Linked DNA regions of Homo sapiens: region 1 is linked to region 2. A link is a loop called in an ENCODE intact Hi-C map of the cell type or tissue named here. Cell type or tissue: PC-3. All regions are shown on one strand. Links, peaks and the distances in the headings refer to the core of each region. The heading gives the core; the rest is flanking DNA.

Region 1 (6,418 bases), core at 764-5,763, 390 kb after region 2:
TTTCCAGCTGCTGTGTCCCACCCCGGATCCACCCCCGGAGCTCCATCCCTGGCTACAGCCGTTCCCTCACCACTGGACAGGTAGGGAGAGGCCCAGTATGCCTGGAGGAAAGAGTGAAAAAGGGATTCAGTCCCATGCTCAGCTTAGGACTTAAAATCAGAGGGTCTGCCTGTGGAGAGAGCTCAGGCCTGGCTCTGGGGAAACTGGGAAACCTGCCTTAGGACTCCTGGAGCTGACTCAGGCTGGGAGTCTCAGAGAATCACAGCCTTAAAACCCACCAAGTGTCCTCAAAGTGATGAGCTTGTAAGGGCAACGCCAGTGCCCTGGGGCTCTTCACAGGCCTGATTGCTCCCTCCTTGCCCCCATGTAAAAGGTAGGATTGGCCGGGTGCAGTGGCTCTCGCCTGTGATCCCAGCACTTTGGGAGGCCGAGGTGGTCGGATCACGAGGTCAGGAGACCAAGACCAGCCTGGCTAACACGGTGAAACCCCGTCTCTACTAAAAATATAAAAAATTAGCCAGGCATGGTGGCGGGTGCCTGTAGTCCCAGCTACTCGGGAGGCTGAGGCAGGAGAATGGCGAGAATGAGCCGAGATGGTGCCACTGCATTCCAGCCTGGGCGACACAGTGAGGCTCTGTCTTAAAAAAAAAAAAAAAAAAAAGTAGAATTGATTTGTACAGACAGGGCGCAGGCCAAGCTGCAGCCTCAGACATGATCTGGGCCTGAATTCTGCCACCTTACCCCTCTGTCCTGAGGAACCACCAGCAAGAGACCTTACTTTTCAACACCTCCATTTCTCATCTTTAAAATGGCAATGGTTAGGGACAGTTATTTTGCAGGGGTTTTTGAGAGTTCAGTGAGAAAATGTATGCAAACACAAGGTACTTGGCCCAAAAATGGCATTTTATAAATGTGAGTTCCATATCTAAGTGTAGACTTTCCCCTTAATTAGACGGAAGCAGCAGCATTTAGTGATTAAACACATGAGATGGGGTTGAATTCCAGCTTGGCTACTTACCAGCTGACTGACCTGGGGCAAGTTACTTGACTTTTTTTGAGCCCCACTTTCCCTTTTTAAAAATAGGCATCATAATAGTGTTCTTGGCACATAGCCAGCACTCAATAAAGGTTAGCTATTTTTACTGTATGCTGGGGAAAAAATGCAATGCAAAAGACTGTCCACGTTGGCTCTCATTGTTCACTGCTGCAGTCTCTCAGTATTCCTTTGTTCCATTGCCTGAACCAGGAAATCTGATTGGCACAGCTCTCTTTTTACATCAGACCAGCCTATGTTGTTAAACCCACGAGTTAATGCTTAGCCCTCATTTTACCTCACCCATCAGCCACATGTAACACAGTTGAAGACTCCTTCCTTCCTGAAAGACTTTACTTGGTTGGCTTGGAGGACACCACACCCTCTACATTCTCCTAGATTCCCTCCCTGGCTGCTTATCCTCAGTCTGTGTCTTGGGTGCCTCTATAACTCCCCAGGATCTAAACACTGGAGTTTTCTAGGGCTCAGTCCCTGGACTTCTCTCTATACCTACTCCTTAGGTGATCTTGTCTGGGCTCATGGCTGAGAGCCTGATGACTACCAAATGTATATCTCCAGCCCAAACTCTCTTGTAAATGCCAGGCATATATGTCTAACTGTGTATTGAAATCTCATTCGGATGTTTAGTAGACATCTCAAACTTAAGATGTCCAAAACTAAACTGCTGATACACACACCCTCCACAATCCCCTCCCGCCCCTGGCTGCCGCAGTTGCTGCTCTATCCTCTGAATTCTCCATTTCAGATAATGGCAACTTTATCCTTCTAGAAGCTCTGGTTTAAAAGCCTGAAGTCAGTCTTGACCACTTTCTCTCTCTCACAACTCACCTCCAATCCTTCAGCTGATCCTGCTGGTCCCACCTTTAAAATATATCCAGGATCCAACCACTCCTCACCATCTCCACTGCCACCGGTTCTTCCAGGCACCATGTCCTTTTGTCTGGACGATGGCACTGCCTTGTAGTTGGTCTCCTGTATTTGCTCTTGCTCCACTTCATCCTCTCTCATTACAGCCCACATGATCTTTAAAAACTATAATCACACTCGCTCTTCTGTTCAAAACCCTCACGTTGCTCAGAGTAAACATCAAGAACCTAACCATGGCTTTCGAGGCCTGCATGACCTGGTGACCTCGCTGGAGTGGAGCTGCCTCTGAGTTCCTCTCCTAAGGCTGTTCCCCTCCCTCCCACTCCAGCCACACTAGACTCCCTAGGGCCCTTGCATTTGCCACTACCTTTGCCTGGATGTCCCCTTCCCAGCCACTCCCATGGATCACTTCCTAACTTCTTTCAGGTCTTTTCCCAAATGCCCTAAAATTTTAATTTAACTCTCCCTTTCCAACATTTCCTATTCCCCTTCCCTGTACTGTCATTGTTGAGGTCTTCTCTGTCTTCTTCCTCCTGCTCTTTCTCCTTCTTCTTAGCACTTTGCATTATCTAACATCACATATACTTGACATATTTAGCCTGGAGGTATGGCTTCTTATTCTTGCTTTATAGAAGATGAAATAAGTTTAAAGCACTAGAGATGTCACCCTATTATGTCTCATAATACTTTTTTCCTCTTCAGTCTATTTTTTTTTCGTTTAGTATTTGCCTAAAACACCTTTTTCCATCTTTTACTTTAAAGCTTTTTGTCTATGTCTCAGGTATATTTTTTGAAAATAGTTATAGCTACATTTTACCTATATCCATTCTGATAATTGCTTGAGAGTTTAGTACATTTATATTTATTGTGATTACAGATTATCTGTGATTACCCCTTGGCCTAAACCTAGGGTAGTGTGATGACCCTAGCCCTAACCCTTGGGTTTATTTCTGTCATCTTATTTTGTGCCTTCTATTTATCTTGCCTTTGGACTGGTGCTTTCCTGCTCCTTTGCTGCCTCCTTTTGGTTTGAGTTTTCTTTATTCTTCTCCCCACCAAATCCCACACTGGTTTAATAGTTATATATTGTATTTTATTCTTTGTGGTTACCCTTATAATTTTCATATGCATATTTGACTTAACGTCTGAAGCTGACAGTTTTTTCTGTGCTCCTCCTAAACAATACAGAGACCATAGGACAGTTTGATTTTGTGTGTGTGTGTGTGTGTGTGTGTGTGTGTGATGGAGTCTGGCTCTGTTGCCCAGGCCAGAGTGCAGTGGCTAGATCTCTGCTCACTGCAACCTCCATCTCCCGGGTTCAAGCGATTCTCCTGCCTCAGCCTCCCGAATAACTGGGATTACACGTGTGCGCCACCACACCTGGCTAACTGTTTTGTATTTGTAGTAGAGACGGGGTTTCACTATGTTGGCCAGGCTGGTTCCCAACTCCTGATATCAGGTGATCCACTCACCTTGGCCTCCCAAAGTGCTGGGTTTACAGACATGAGCCACCACACCTGGCCGACATTCTGATTTTGATGACCTCTTCCCTTCTTGTTCTTCTTTTTTTTGGCAACAAAAATTTATTTTCTCACAATTCTGGAGGCTAGAAATCTGACCAAGGTGTCAGCTGGAGTGGTTTCCACTATTCAGTAATTTGTATTTTTATATTTTTTATGTTGTTGTTTGGAGAACAAAACATTTTAAACTTGATGATGCATAATTCATCAATTTTTCTCTTCTTGATTGTGCTTTGGTGTAAAATTTAAGAAATCTTTGTCTAATGCAAGATCACAAAAATTTACTCTAATATTTCTCCTAAGAATTTTGTAGTTTAACATTTATATTTAGATGTATGACCCACTTTGAGTAGTGTGTGTGTGTGTGTGTGTGTGTGTGTGTGTGTGTGTATGTGTGATTCAAGTTAGGGGTCCAGCTTTATGTTTTTGAATGCGGATATCCAATTTTCCCAGCATCATTTGTTGAAAAGGCTTTTATGTCCTCATTGAAATTTCTTGGCCCCTTTTTCAAAACCAATTTACCATAAATGCATGTGTTTATTAATGAACCTTAAAATTTATTCCATTGGTCTGCTTGAACCTATCTTTATGCTATTACCACATGCTTTGATTGCTGTAACTGTGTGGTAAGGATTGATTTTGGTAAGCTGAAATTATACAATTTTGTTACTCCTTTTAAAGACTGCTTTGTGTTTTGTGTTTCCTTTGCATATACACATGGATTTTGGGTAGGCTTGTTGATTTCTATAAAAAATATAGTTGGGAATTTGAAGGGATTGCTCTGAATGTGTAGATTAATTTATGGAGTATTGTATTCTTAACAATATTAAGTATTATTATCCTTGAATATTGGATGTATTTCCATTTATTCAGTTCTTCTTTGATTTCTTTCAGCATTTATTTTACTTATTATTATTATTATTTTAATTTTTTTTTTTTTTTGAGACAGTCTCGCTCTGTCGCCCAGGTAGGAGTGCAGTGGCATGATCTCGGCTCACTGCAAGCTCCGCTTCCTGGGTTCACGCCATTCTTCTGCCTCAGTCTCCGGAGTAGCTGAGACTACAGGCGCCCGCCACCACGCCTGGCTAATTTTTTTGTATTTTTAGTACAGACGGGGTTTCACCGTGTTAGCCAGGATCGTCTCGATCTCCTGACCTCGTCATCCGCCTGCCTTGGCCTCCCAAAGTTCTGGGATTACAGGCATGAGCCAATGCTCCTGGCCTATTTTACTTTTAATTTTTATTATAAATTGACAAATTGTGGGTGTATATATTTATGGGGTATAAAGTAATGTTATGACTTATGAATACAATATGGAATAATGAAATCAAGTGAATTGACATACCCATCACCTCAAATACTTAAGTGATCTTAGGACACTTTAATTTCCTTGACTTCTTCCCTTCTTATGTGGACTTATTGCCCAGTATTTTAGTTCTACCTTTTAACCTGTCAAATTAGTCTCTATTATTATTGTTACTTTTTATATTATTAGCTCTTGATTGTATGTACTCACATCTCTACCTTTTTTACTCCTCACTTTACCTCCTTACATCTCATTGTTTCCTCCTAAAGTATATTCTTTAGTAATTTTTTCAGTGAATATCTGTTAGTAGCAAACTTGGACTTTAACAAAAAATATATTTTACCCATACTGTTTGATACAGTTTAGCTTATTGTGGGAATTCTAGCTTAACATTTATTTTCTCTAAGTGTTTTGAAGATATTCTTTTGTCATCTGTCTGTTGTTGCCGTTAAGGAGTCTGCTATCATCCTGATTGTCTTTGTAGGTAGTTTTAATTTCTCTCAGGTTGCTGTTGAGATCTTGCTTTGATTTTATTGTTCTGCAGTTTTGCTATGATATATTCATGTGTGTGCTCCATAGGTCTGTGGATTCATGTTTTTCATCAATTCTGGAAAATTCTCTCATGGTATAGTTTGCATAGTATATCTTTTCCCCATTCTTTTACTTTCAACTGTTTGTGTTTCAGATTTAAGGTATGTCTCCTGTAGACAGCATCTAATGGTTTTTTTTTTTTTTTTGCTTTATCTTATCACTATGCCTTTTGAATGAGTGTTTTTGTCCATTCATGTTTTATTTTATTTATTTAATTTGTTTTTGAGGAAGGGTCTTGCTCTGTCATTAAGCTACAAGGTAGTGGTGTGAACATGGCTCACTGCAGCCTTGACCTCCCAGGCTCAATCAATCCTCCCACCTCAGTTCCCCAAGTAGCTGGAACTAGAGACACATACCACCATGCCTGGCTAATTTTTGTATTTCTTGTAGAGATGGGGCTTCACTATGTTGCCCAGGCTGGTCTCAAAACTTCTGAGCTCAAGTGATCCACCCACCTTGGCCTCCCAAAGTTCTGGGATTACAGGCATGAGCCACCATGCCAGACCTTCACATCTTAATGTGGTTATTGATGTGGTTGGACTGTCATATTATTTTTTGATCCTCTGTTCCTTCTTTACTGTCTTCTTTTGTATTAAATCAATAAATATTTTAGTGTACCATTTATATTTATTTGTTAATTTTTTACTATACAATTTGAGTTACTTTCTTAGTGATTGCACTAGGAATTACAATGTATATCTTAGCTTATCAAAATATAATTATGGTAAAATATAGGAGCATTGCTCTAATATAACTCATTTTCCCCCTTTTTGCTATTACTGTCATATATTACCTATATATGTTTTAAACCTAACACTTGTTATAAACCAACATTGGTATTATAATAAGTGCTTTGTGTAATCTTACATCTTTTAAAGAAGTTAAGAGAGGAAGTGAGGAAAATATATTTATAGAGGCTCTTGTATTTACTCACATATTTACCATTTCTGGTGCTCTTTATTTCTTCTTCTGTATTTGAGTTACCATTGGCTATTACTTTATTTTCCCTTTAGCCTGAAGGACTTCCATTAGTGCTTCTCATAATATAAGTCTCCTGGCAATAAATTATTCAGTCTACAT
Region 2 (6,418 bases), core at 690-5,689:
GCGCCTGAGATTAGCTACTGCGTTCCAGCCTGGGCAACATACCAACACCCTGTGTCTAAAACTAAAACAAAAACACAAGACTAAACCAAGATATGCTTTCTCTTAGGTCTTCTGATGCTATCTATCTGCTGATTTCTAGAAAATTAAATTTGTGTGTCTGAATGTCTGTGTGTATATTCACTTGCCTCAATCTCTATCTTGGGCTTCAGTTCCCAACTAACTTTAGAATAGTCTTTACTTGCAAGACTCAAATAAAAACACTATGGTATCAAAGCGGGAATGTGGTGCAAAAAGGGCCTGCTAAATAGTAACAATCATGGCTGGGCACGGTGGCTCATGCCTGTAATCCCAGCACTTTGGGAGGTCAAGTAGATCACCTGAGGTCAGGAGTTCAAGACCAGCCTGGCCAACACATGGTGAAACCCTGTATCTACTAAAAATACAAAAAGTAGACAGGCGCGGTGGCAGGCACCTGTAATCCCAGTTACTTGGGAGACTGAGGCAGGAGAATCGCTTGAACTCAGGAGGCATAGGTTGCAGTGAGCTGAGATTGCACCATTGCACTCCAGCCGGGGTGACAAGAGTGAAACTCTGTCTCAAAAAAAAAAAAAAAAAAAAGTAACAATCACTACCACTACTATTATTGCTAATAACTGTAGCTATGTCTGGAGACAAAAGGGAAAAGAAAGAAAAAGCTGGTTCTTGAAGGAAGAGCAGGTAGAAAGACATCTGGAGACAGAAAAAAATAAAATGCTAAAAGGCACAGAAGTTAGATATGACACAAAAAGCATAATCCATAAAAGAAAAAAATTGATAAAGTAGACTTCATCAAAATAAAAAATTTCTGCTCTTTGAAAAACACTTAAGAAAATGAAGCTGATGTGGGAGGGTCACTTCAGGCCAGAAATATGAGACCAGCCTAGGCAACAAAGCAAGACCCGGCACCCTATTTCTGCAAAAAAAAAGAAAGTGAAAACAAGCCACAAACTGGGGGGAATATTTTCAAAACATTAATAAAGGATGTGTATCCAAAATATATAAAGAACTCTCAAAACACAATATAAGAAGACATACAGTATTTATATGATCCAGTAATCCTACTCCTTTTACCCAAGAAAAATGAAAACATGTTTATATAAAAACCCATGAACAAGAAATGAAAATGTACTGCATCTTGATTATAGTGCTAATTTTACCACTATATGCATATGTCAAACCTTACAGAACTGTACAATGAAAGGATGAATTTTACTCTATATAAATTATACTGTAATAAACCTTATTTCAAAAATATTTATCACATGCCTGAACCAGTAATTTAATTTCTAGAGAACTAGAGCTACAGACAGAAACTACATATAATGCTATTTGGTTTAGCTTCTTTTTTAAAAATAACAGCTTTATTGAGATATAATTCAAATGCCACATAACTCATCAATTTAAATTGCACAATTCAATTGTGCTTAGTATATTCAGAGCAGTACAATCATTACCACAATCAATTCTAGAATATTTTCATCCAGCCAGGCATGGTGGCTCATTCCTATAATCCCAACACACTTTGGAAGGCCAAGGCAGGAAGATTGTTTGAGGCCAGGAGTTCAAGACCAGCCTGGGCAACATAGCAAGACCCCAATCTCTACAAAAAATGAAAAATGAGCCAGGCATGGTGGCATGCACCTCTAGTCCTAGCTATTGGAGAGGCAGGAGGATCCCTTGAGCTCAGGAGTTCAAAGCTGCAGTGAGCTATGATTGCACCACTGCACCCCAGCCTGGGTGACAGAGCCGGATCCCGTCTCTAAAAAAATAAAAACTAAGTAAGTAAATAAGATCAGGAAACAGAACTGTACATGTGATGTTAACCATGTAAAAACACATACCTGCAAAGAAATATCCTAGAAAGAAATATGCTAAGCATAAGTACAATTAGTAGTTATGGCTGAATAAAATATGATTTTTAAAAAGACAAGAAAACTGGAAAGTCAGTCCAGGAGAGATGGCTCACGCCTGTAATCCCAGCATTTTGGGAGGCCAAGGCGGGTGGATCACTTGAGGTCAGGAGTTCAAGGCCAGCCTGGCCAACATGGAGAAACCCTGTCTCTACTAAAAATACAAAAATTAGCTGGGCGTGGTAGTGCGCATCTGTAATCTCAGCTACTTCAGAGGCTGAGGTGGGAGAATCACTTGAGCCCGGAAGCCAGGGGCTGCAGTGAGTTGAGATCGCACCACCGCACTCCAGCCTAGGTGACAGAGTGAGACTCCATCTGAAAGAAAAGAAAAGAAAAGAAAAAAAAGAAAAGAAAGAAAACTGGCAAGTCAATCACTATGATATATTGTCATAATTTATATAAGTGAATGGTATGAAAAGCAGCTATTATACATAGAATACAACAATCTAAAAAGGTCTTTAGGATATATGGTAAAAGTATCTGGACCAGTGGTATTCAACCAGGGGCAATTTTGTTCCCCAGAAGATACTGGTAATGTCTGGAGATATTTTTAGTTACCACAACTAGTGGGGCAGTGCTATTGACATCTTAGTTGATAGTGGGTTAAGTATGCAGCTGAATATCCCACAATGCACAAGACAATACCCCACAACAAAGAATTACCTGGTCCATAATGCCAACAGTGCCAACGTTGAGAACCCCTGATTCAGACTACACTGTAGGTGTTAAGTAATCACCAATTTTTAAATCAGTGGAGTGATCTAAAGTAAGGAAATAATAGCTTCCTCCTTCATCCCGACCACTGTGTATTCTTTCCCCAGTTTTCCTATCTCAATTAATGGTGCCACCAACTATCTAGCACTAACCCTGCTACCTAGGGGTTAGTGGTCTTCTTTATTTCACTACATTTATCAACAAGTCCTATTGACTGTACCTCCAAAATATATCCCAACCAATTCTCATCATCTACACTCTACTCCAATGATTACTTTCATACCTGAATTATACCAATAGCTTCCTAACTGACCCTCTGTTTCCCATCTTGCTCCCTGAAGTTCATCTCATATACAGGAGCCAAAAGAATCTTTTTAAGAGATCATACTCTTTAGATCATACACAAAAACCAACATGCTCAGAGAATTATCTATTCTTCCTACTGCAATCACTATCATATTATCTTATGCTGTCCTGTTTTCTTCACTACCTAAAATTATTTTCTCTATTTCTTTTTTATTTTCTATCTTACCCCCACCACTAGCACAAAGCTTAACTTCCTTATTATTCTTTGTCCAGCACTTGGAACCACATCTGACACATGTCCTAAATATTTGTTCAATGAATGAATCTCTTCTGTACTAATGGTCTATTTGTTCTACTGGAGACAGAGTAACAATAAATCTGAGCAGGAAGGAGACTGAATCTCCTAAAGTGAACTGATATTCCCAATGTTAGTCAGCCAGGACACAAATTATAGGTCATGAAATAAGGTCTTTGGAAGAAAGGAAAAAAATAAGTTAATTCCCCCAGATTTCAACCTGCTTCTGAGTTTCAAAGAAAAGATGCCCTCTGCTCACCATGAGACAACTGAAAGCTCAGCAAGTAGATGCTGCCTATTTCTCCTAGATCAGCCACACATAATACATATATAAATACATACATATTTGTTCTGCAATTCCCTATTATACTAAGTTTTTAATAAAGTCTGTTTTGAAATAATCACAGCCTGGTCTCAGCTGTGCTGGGTGGAATTAGGCAAAGATTCTGTCACCACAGAGGGTGGGGTCACGAGCAGGGCCTCTACCAAAGCTAGCGTGATAGTAGCAAAGACATTCAGAAAGAAACTCTCCCACAAAGAAAAAGTAAATTTCTGATAGGAGTCAGAGCTGTAAGGCAAGCTGCCTTTCGCCACAGGAAAAAACTCTGACCAATAACCACCTTAGAGAACTGGAATAATAAGGGAGCCAACTTGTTACCTCAAAGATAAACATGTTTTCATTTTAGAAGAAAAATCTGTCTCCAATGTGTAAAAATGAATGGGGTAGAGGAAACAGTAAAGAAGGGAGTGCGAAAAGAAGAGTTGTAAAAGCAAGGAAAGTCAAAAGACAAAACATGCAAAATGAGTACCAGAACTAAGGTGGTGGCAGTAGAACATCAAAAATGTTTTTAAAATCATACCTGATGTAGTATTAACAAGACTTAGCAATTAAAACTAAACAGTAAGGGAAAGGGAAGAAACAAAAGATGACTCACAGATTTCTAACTTGGGTGACTAGAAGCCAGTAACTAATAGAGATAATATGTGAAGAATAACAGACTGGGGCTGCAGAGGGCTATGATCTTGCCACTGCATTCCATCCAGGGCAACATAGCAAGACTGTCTCTAAAATAAAAATAAAAATAGGCCGGGAGTGGGGGCTCACGTCTGTAATCCTAGCATTTTGGGAGGCCAAGGCTGGTAGACCGCGAGGTCAGGAGTTCGAGACCAGCCTGACCAACATGGTGAAACCCCATCTCTACTAAAAATACAAAAATTAGCCAGGCATGGTGGCGCATGCCTGTAATCCCAGCTACATGGGAGGCTAAGGCAGGAGAATCGCTTGAACCCGGGAGATGGAGGTTGCAGTGAGCCGAGATTGCGTCACTGCATTCCAGCCTGGGTGACAGAGCAAGACTCCGTCCCCCAAAAAATAAAATAAAATAAAAATAAAAATAAAATAAATAGGAAAAATAACAAGTTGAGAAGGGGAGGGCACTAGGTGTGTGAGCAAGTAATTGGCAGGGAAGAAGGAAGTAGGAGTTCAGTTGTAGACATAGTGAATTTGCAGTATTTGTATGACAGCAAAAACACAAGATTTTTAGTTTTAAAGACAAAAACAGAAGCGAAGAAGTAAAATGGAAATCACATAATGTACTTAATGGGTAGATCCTAAAACTACTACTATAAGCCAGTGGCTGATGCCTGTAATCCCAGCACTTTGGGAGGCCAAGGAAGGAGGATCACTTGAGGCCAGGAGTTCAAGGCCAGCCTGGGTAATATAGCAAGACCCCATCTCTTAAAAAATACTAAGTAAAAAAAAAAAAAAAATTAAGTAAAACCACTATTGTAGAAGAGATTGCTCAAGAAAATACAAGCTGAGGGAATAACACTTATTGAGCACGCAAAAAGAGCAATTCAAGAGGAGAACCATGAGAATGCCATCTCATAAAACAAGGAAAAAGTCGAGGAAGGAAGGGCAACAGAAATAAGAAAGGTCAAATAAAGATCTAAGAAAAGTCAAATAAAATAATCTCTGAAAAGCATCCATTAGATTTGGTGATTATTAGATCATTTCAGTGTTCCTAAAGAGAAGAATTTCAGTGCCAAAACAGAAAGATAAGCTAGGGCCAGGCAGGGTGGTTCACACCTATAATCTTTGGGAGGCAGAGGTGGAGGACTGCTTGAGCCCAGGAGTTCAAGACCAGCCTGGACAACATATGGAGACCCTGTCTCTACAAAAAAAAAAAAAAAAAAAAAAAAAAAAAAAAAAAAAATTATTTAAATAGCCAGGCACAAGGGTATTGTCTGTGGTCCTAGCTGCTCAGGTGGGTGAGGTGGGAGGATTGCTTGAGCCCAGGAGGTCAAGCCTTCAGTGAGCCGTGATCATGCCACTGCATTCCAACCTGGGCAACAGAGTACGATCCTGTCTCTTAAAAAAAAAAAAAAAAAAAATAGGCAGACAGAGGCAGGCAGGCTCAGGAGTGAATGGGAAATAAGCAACTTACACCATCTCATAAAGATTCTAACTTCAAAAAGCTTGTCTGAGTTCAGGCTGTGGTCTCCAGATAACATCTTCCACTGAAAGGTACTGAGGCGTCTTGCAAAACAAGTTAATTCCAGGTCTGAAGTAGCGTATGTATAGATGAGCCTGGTTCTATTTTTTTGGCGGACGGGGAGGAATCTTTCAAGGACTATTGGAGTTAAGTCAAAGGGATACAGGTGTTTCAGTATTTTTTTTTTCTTCTTGACTCTAATGTAAATGAAATTGTTTTCTTAAAATTTCCTTTTGGGATTGTTCTAGTGTACATAAATACAACTGATTTTTGTGTGTTGATGCCATATCCTGCAACTTTGCTGAATTTCTTACTAACTTGCACAGTTTTGTTTTTGGCATAACTTTAAGGGTATTCTACGTATAAGATCATGTCACCTTTAAATAGAGATAGTTTTACTTCTTCCTGTCCAATTTGAATGCTTTTTATTTCCTTTTTCTTGCTTAACTTCTGGCTAGAACTTCTAATACTACACTGAATAGACATGGTGAAAGAAGGCATCCTCATCTTGTTCCTCATCTGAGGATAAAATCTCTCAGTCTTTCACCACTGAATATGATGTAAGCAATGATTTTTCATGGGTAGCCTTTATCATGTTGAGGAAATTCCCCTCTTTTCCTAGTTTATTAAAGTGCTTTTACAAAGGAAAGGATGTTAGC

What was found. Peaks named below come from ENCODE experiments on the same cell type or tissue, not always from the same donor. Only the 100,000 strongest peaks of a DNase experiment are listed, where the experiment ranks them.
Region 1: a loop joins it to region 2, with 2.6 times the contacts of the local background. A loop is called at or near these places in 1 of 110 quality-filtered maps.

Annotation. Positions count from the first base shown.
Region 1 is chr1:34,893,331-34,899,748 of GRCh38, reverse strand. DLGAP3 (DLG associated protein 3) reads left to right here. Exons shown (of 12, transcript NM_001080418.3): 5 at 8-80. Among named protein-coding and RNA genes, the nearest start is that of DLGAP3, 33 kb to the left of the region's middle. In PC-3, for the core only: a CTCF peak has its summit at 2,927; no DNase peak of the experiment used is centred there.
Region 2 is chr1:35,285,835-35,292,252 of GRCh38, reverse strand. All of the region lies in intron 1 of ZMYM4 (zinc finger MYM-type containing 4), which reads right to left. It also overlaps the pseudogene RN7SL503P. Among named protein-coding and RNA genes, the nearest start is that of ZMYM4, 20 kb to the right of the region's middle. In PC-3, for the core only: no CTCF peak of the experiment used is centred there; a DNase peak (open chromatin) is centred at 3,302; H3K27ac peaks cover 800 bases.